2 separate regions of the Homo sapiens genome follow, and region 2 is linked to region 1. A link is a loop called in an ENCODE intact Hi-C map of the cell type or tissue named here. Cell type or tissue: CD4-positive, alpha-beta T cell. All regions are shown on one strand. Links, peaks and the distances in the headings refer to the core of each region. The heading gives the core; the rest is flanking DNA.

Region 1 (2,924 bases), core at 168-2,667:
TGAGATGATACTTTGTTAAATTTGTATGGCCTTTTTGTAGTTTACTACATGTTTTAGCACACATCTTGTTTGTTCCTCTAATAATTCTAACAACCCTAGCATTGAGATAAACAGGGAGTTATTAGTGTTACCATTTACTGTTGAGGACACTGAGGCTCAGGATAGTTCATAACTTGCTCCAAGAGCACAGATAGTGAGCAGAAAGGCCAGGTCTAGGGCTTCCGGGTGGTTTCCTTGATTTCTCACGTCTCTTCTCTTTGATCTGCTTAAACAAAGAACTCCATTGAGCTAGTAGTAGTCACATCATCTTATGTCTTCTGAGCATACGTTGAACAAAAAAGTCTGTCTAAAAGTAGATTGCAAGGTTAGAAGACTATTTTTTTTTCCCAGTGAAGTAAATAAACCCATCCTTTCTGATTAAGTGAGGAGCTTAAGAGGAAGTAACAGTTGATTGCTTGTTAGGATAATAACTACTTTAGAACTCAAAGTCAGTGAACATGAATGTGCCCACACCAGAATAGGTGTTCAGTAATAGAACAACCTGATAAAGAGGACAGCAGCTTGGGATATGTTTGAGTGTAATCACAATCAAAGCAGCCTCTAGTATCTTTTATACTTTTTATAGCATAACCAGCAGATTGACTTTAGTGATGAGGATAACACAGAGTGACTTCTTAAGTGAACAAGGGACACTAGAAAAACAACAGTTTTTTATTTTTTAAAAATGGCATAAGAATGATTCCTTATACTACTCTAGGCTTTTGGTGTGTTTCTTTTCTTCTTCTCATCATTTATTTAGCTTGGAGTTGCCATATTTTTATGGGGCAAATTCCCAAAGAGGTGGGAATTTCATGAAGCCAAATATAGACATAAAGGTGGTATTCAGATAAAGAGGAACTGTGTTTGCTATGCATTTCCTCTAGTGAGGCAAATGTATGTGATATCGTCCCTTCTGCTTATTTGAGCAAGCCCCCAAGGAGGGGCGCTGTAGCCAGAAGTTGCTATTTAGGGCTCTGTCCCTAATTTACTGTGATATGTTAATGAAATATACACAGAAGTATTTTCTCCATGGAATGGGGATACCTGTCTGTAAGAATCATTATGCATGATGACAGGGTGACATCCAAACACCCTGTGGTCTTGTCTCAGGCACCACCTACCATCAGCAAATTAAAAGATGGCTCTTCCTTGAACTCAGCAGTAGGTGTCGCTGCAGTCAACTAAAAAGGAACGCTCTGGCCAAAAGGATTCTTTTTTTTTTTTAGATGGAGTCTCACTCTGTTGCGCAGGCTAGAATGCAGTGGTGCGATCTCGGCTCGCTGCAACCTCCGCCTCCTGGGTTCAAGCAATTCTCCTGCCTCAACCTCCTGAGTAGCTGGGATTACAGGTGCACACCACCACACCCGGCTAATTTTTTTTGTGTTGTTAGTAGAGATGGGGTTTCACGACGTTGGCCAGGCTAGTCTTGAACTCCTGACCTCAGGTGATCCACCCACCTCCGCCTCCAAAAGTGCTGGGACGACAGGCATAAGCCACCGTGCCCGGCCCAAAAGGATTCTATTAGAGGGAAAAGGAAAGGAGCTATTACAATTGAAAGTAGCTATTACAATTAGTTATCTAGATTTCTTTCCCACCCCAAACCCAAATCCTTCATTACATACTATTGTTTATCTTTTAAAATGTGACGTCTTATAATCAATAAGTCTCTTCAGAAAAAAAAGTTGCTTCTGTAAACCTTGCAATCCATCTATCCATTCATTCATTCAACGAATACTTCCTATGTGCCTACAACTTGTGAGGGACTTGCTAGGCTTTAGGCTTACAATGATAAACAGTAGTGATAGTCTGGCTTTTTGGAGCTTACTCTCTGGTGGGGAGACAGGCAATTAAAGAGGTAATACAAAAAATTATAGTACAGCAAGATTAGTATAATCATAGGAAATGCACTAGATGAAATAGAAGGAGACAACAAGGGAAACTGAGTTGAGGGGTCAGAGATGATCTCTTGCATAAAATAGCATGTAAAAAGGTGCCCATGGGGCACAAATTAGAAAGACAGCATCTGGATTCCTTTACTCCATCCGACATTCGCACAGGTTCTTGTCATGGTGCATTTTATCTCCCTTGTCGTCAGCACTATTTGAAATGCATAAAGAATATCCTTCCTCCTGATTTTACTTAGATAATTTGAAATACCTAAAGGGTTAATCATGATTTATATTGCTGTCATTATATCTCTCTTGAGATACTGAAAACTGCTTAGTGTCTTGTCAAATACTTTGACAAATACTCTTGATTATTTTATTAGCATATGATATATGAAAGATAAAATCAAATGTTGAAGCAGTCTGTCTTTCCCTTATTTCTACATTTACTCCTCACTGGGGTGTTTGAGTTAAAAAAAAAAGCTTCAGTTTCTATCAGGAAGTCAAAGTCAGCCTAAAACACAAGTGGGAGCCAATTTGGCACCAGTTATATGACCTGACTGGCAATAAAGAACTGGCTATTGCATTAGGTCTTGGACATTTTAAGAAGATAATGAAGAAGGAAATATTGATAAGAAACATGAAGTTATTCTATCGGTATTTGCTCTATCTCTAGTGACTCATGAATTATATTTTCAAAACCCTAAACTCAATTTATTAAGAGTTCCAAATACTGATTTTTGGATGAGTAAAGCCAGGAGACCAAAAAAATTGTATGTATTGAAAAGATAGCAGAAATGTGTTCTGATGAATCATTAACAACTTTTCTTGCCTCTTTTATCATTGTCATTGCAAAAGTTCCTTATTATAATTATTACCCGTACTATTGTATATAATATATATAACGTATATTATATATATATATTTTACTTGACTCTGGGGCCTGCACTCACCTTATTCATCCAAAAGAACATTTATTTTTCACATTATAAAAGGTAT
Region 2 (2,924 bases), core at 323-2,822, 1.6 Mb after region 1:
GAGGATTCAATAGACCCTGCCGTACTCAACAAAATTTAAGGAAATAAGCAAAAGCTGATCTTATTTCCTTCTGTGATATGGTTTGGATTTGTATCCCCACCCAAATCTCATTTTGAATTGTAATCCCCAATGTTAGAAGAGAGGCAGGTGGGAGGTGGTTGAATCATGGGGGCGGATTTCCCCCTCGCTTTTCTTGTAATAGTGAGTGAATTCTCATGAGATCTGGTTGTTTTAAAGTGTGTAGCACCTCCCCCCAACATCTCCCTTCCTCCTGGCCACATAAGAAGAGCCTACTTCCCCTCCCCCTTCTGCCATGATTGTGAGTCTTCTGAGGCCTCCCTAGCCATGCTTCCTGTATAGCTTGTGGAACTATGAGCCAATTAAACTTATTTTCTTTATAAATTACCCAGTCTCAGGTATTTCTCCATAGCAGTGCAAGAACGGACTAATACATCCCCCAAAGCCCATGGTAGGTGCCCTAAACCATTCTCATTGTTCCTAAGTGCTGAGAAAAGTTGAGGCCACTCTCCTACTCCAGCAAAGCCCTGGAAATGCAAAGGTCCCAGCCTCATCTGACCAATCAAGATCCCATGGCCATAGGCACTCACACTGAGAAGCCTTTCTGCCACAGTAAGTCATGTCAGCAACATTAAAAACAAATTTAAGGTTTTTCTAGGGAGGCTCAAACTTTTCCTTTATAAGTCACTTGTCATCTCTGGCGACAGGACAGCTAGAAACTCATAGATTCCAGGAGAGCTTTCCAGCTGTCATGGTAACTGACCCGATGTGGCGCTGAAACTGTCCTCATAGCTAACCAACCATTACAGTGGTCCTTCGCTGGATCGGGGGGTGACCTCAGGAAATTCATTTGGAGTATTTCTCCACTGCCATCTTGAGGTCACTGGGAATAGTGCATCCTCCTTCCTTTTGTCATTGAACAGACATGGGCCTGAGGGATTTGCATGCTCTCTCTGCCTCCCATGACAGGTGCTGCAGCAGGCTCAAGAAACAGCATTGCCCTTATCACTGGAGCTTAGTCACTCTCGCTGTTCTTACCACGAGGCAGACCTGTCAGCAGGAACATGGATGTCTTAGCACTCAATGACATATCCTAGACACACCATGCTGCTTACTTTAAAAGAAAAGCTTAGGAAAGAAATGGAATTATAAAAATAAAAAAAAAGAAAATCTCTTTCAGAATCCCTACTCCCATGAGATGTCCAGGGTTCGAACTTTAAAAAGCAAAAATAAGAATAGTGGCCAAGAAATACATTTTTGTGTATGTGTGTAAAAGATGGATAAAATAAGGCATTGTTTAATTTCCTTCTGACTTCCCAAACAATTTCATATCATGGACATGAATGCTTTCTCATTTTATATGAGTTTTTTTTTAACCTGAATAATACAGAGTCTATTTAAAACTATTTTACCACTTATAACCCTGGAAAAAACTTCTTTCTCCTGGGCAGTGCCTGGTGGTTGGTTTGAAAAGCTAGTGGCTCCTTTTCAGAGTGTTTTTCTTAAATAAATGTCTGTCACATTAATGATTAAAATCAATTAAGCTCAATCATACACCTGAATCTAGCTAGAAGAGAATAATTCAAATGTTCCTAGCATAAAGAATAAATATTTAAAGTGATGGATATCCCAATTACCCTGATTTGATCTTTACACATTATAAGAATGTATCAAATTATCACATGTACCCTCGAAATATGTACACCTCATATATATAAATTTTAAAAATCAATTAAGTTCCTTTTGGAAGAAAGGGACACTGATTTCCTCATTCTAATTAGGTGATGTATTGCCCTCTAGCGGCATGATATGATAAATAGTGATATAAATCCAATGCAGGATGAATTTGCCTCCATTCATTCAGTGGGTTATTGAACAGCTACTCTGTGCCATGTACAGCTCTGGGCTCTGCCCGGGTACAGCAGCAAAGAAGATAAGCCAGTGTCTTCACTTCAAGGAGCATATATTCTAATGGGGGGATACAGAAAATTAAAACTTAAATAAGAAAAATCTTAGTGATATATGCCCTGGAGAGAATTAAAATAGAGTTATGTGGAAGACAGTGGTTGAGTAGATACTTTAGATTGAGCCATCTAGGATGTCCTCCCTATGAAGATGATATTTACCCTTAGATATGAATGCCAAGGTAGCTAGCCAAGACGAAGATCAGGAGTAGGAACATTTTAGGCAGAAGAAACAGCTAGAGCAAGAAGTTTAAGACAGAAATGAGAGGTGTTCAAGGAACAGAAAGATGGTCAGAGCTGCTGAAGCTTGGTAGATGGGAGAATGGCATAAGATGAGTTTGGAAAGGACAGATGATGGCCAGATCATACACGGCCTTGGAAAACCAAAGAGAATAATCTTTGAAGATATCAAGCAGGGGAATTACACTATTTGATTCACATTCTTTAAAAACTCTGGTTACTATGTGGAGAACAAATCCTTTGTGGAGAACAGAGGAGGCTGCTATAGTAATCCTCCAGGAGAAATGATGGCGGCTCGGCCCAGCATGACATTGATGGGAATGAAGATGGTTGACACATTTAGATATGTTTTAAAGGTAGTATCAGTGGGATTTGTTCATGGCTTGGTATAGGTAGTGAGGGAAAGAGAGGACTTGAGAATGACACCTTGATTTTTAATTGACTAACAGAATGGAAGAAAATGATATATACCAAGATGAGAAATATTGCTTGAGGGTTGTGTTTGGGAAGCAAATCAGGTCATGGCCTTCATAATTAGGATACAAAATACAGAACAACTTTTTTTTTTTTTTTTGAGATGGAGTCTCGCTCTGTCACCAGGCTGGAGAGCAGTGGCTCAATCTCAGCTCACTGCAACCTCCCCTCCCTAGCTGAAGTGATTCCCCTGCCTCAGCCTCTCGAGTAGCTGGGACTACAGGCGCC

The links. Peaks named below come from ENCODE experiments on the same cell type or tissue, not always from the same donor. Only the 100,000 strongest peaks of a DNase experiment are listed, where the experiment ranks them.
Region 2: it touches region 1 in a loop (6-fold over the local background); 5 of 110 quality-filtered maps call a loop at or near these places.

Annotation. Positions count from the first base shown.
Region 1 is chr14:58,071,060-58,073,983 of GRCh38, reverse strand. All of the region lies in intron 5 of ARMH4 (armadillo like helical domain containing 4), which reads left to right. Among named protein-coding and RNA genes, the nearest start is that of ARMH4, 80 kb to the left of the region's middle. RefSeq lists enhancers at 1,298-1,347, 1,079-1,373. In CD4-positive, alpha-beta T cell, for the core only: CTCF peaks have their summits at 1,002 and 1,201 (motif pointing right); a DNase peak (open chromatin) is centred at 1,213.
Region 2 is chr14:56,489,477-56,492,400 of GRCh38, reverse strand. No RefSeq gene overlaps it. Among named protein-coding and RNA genes, the nearest start is that of TMEM260, 89 kb to the left of the region's middle. In CD4-positive, alpha-beta T cell, for the core only: CTCF peaks have their summits at 892 (motif pointing left), 1,391, 1,592 and 1,792 (motif pointing left); DNase peaks (open chromatin) are centred at 910 and 1,820.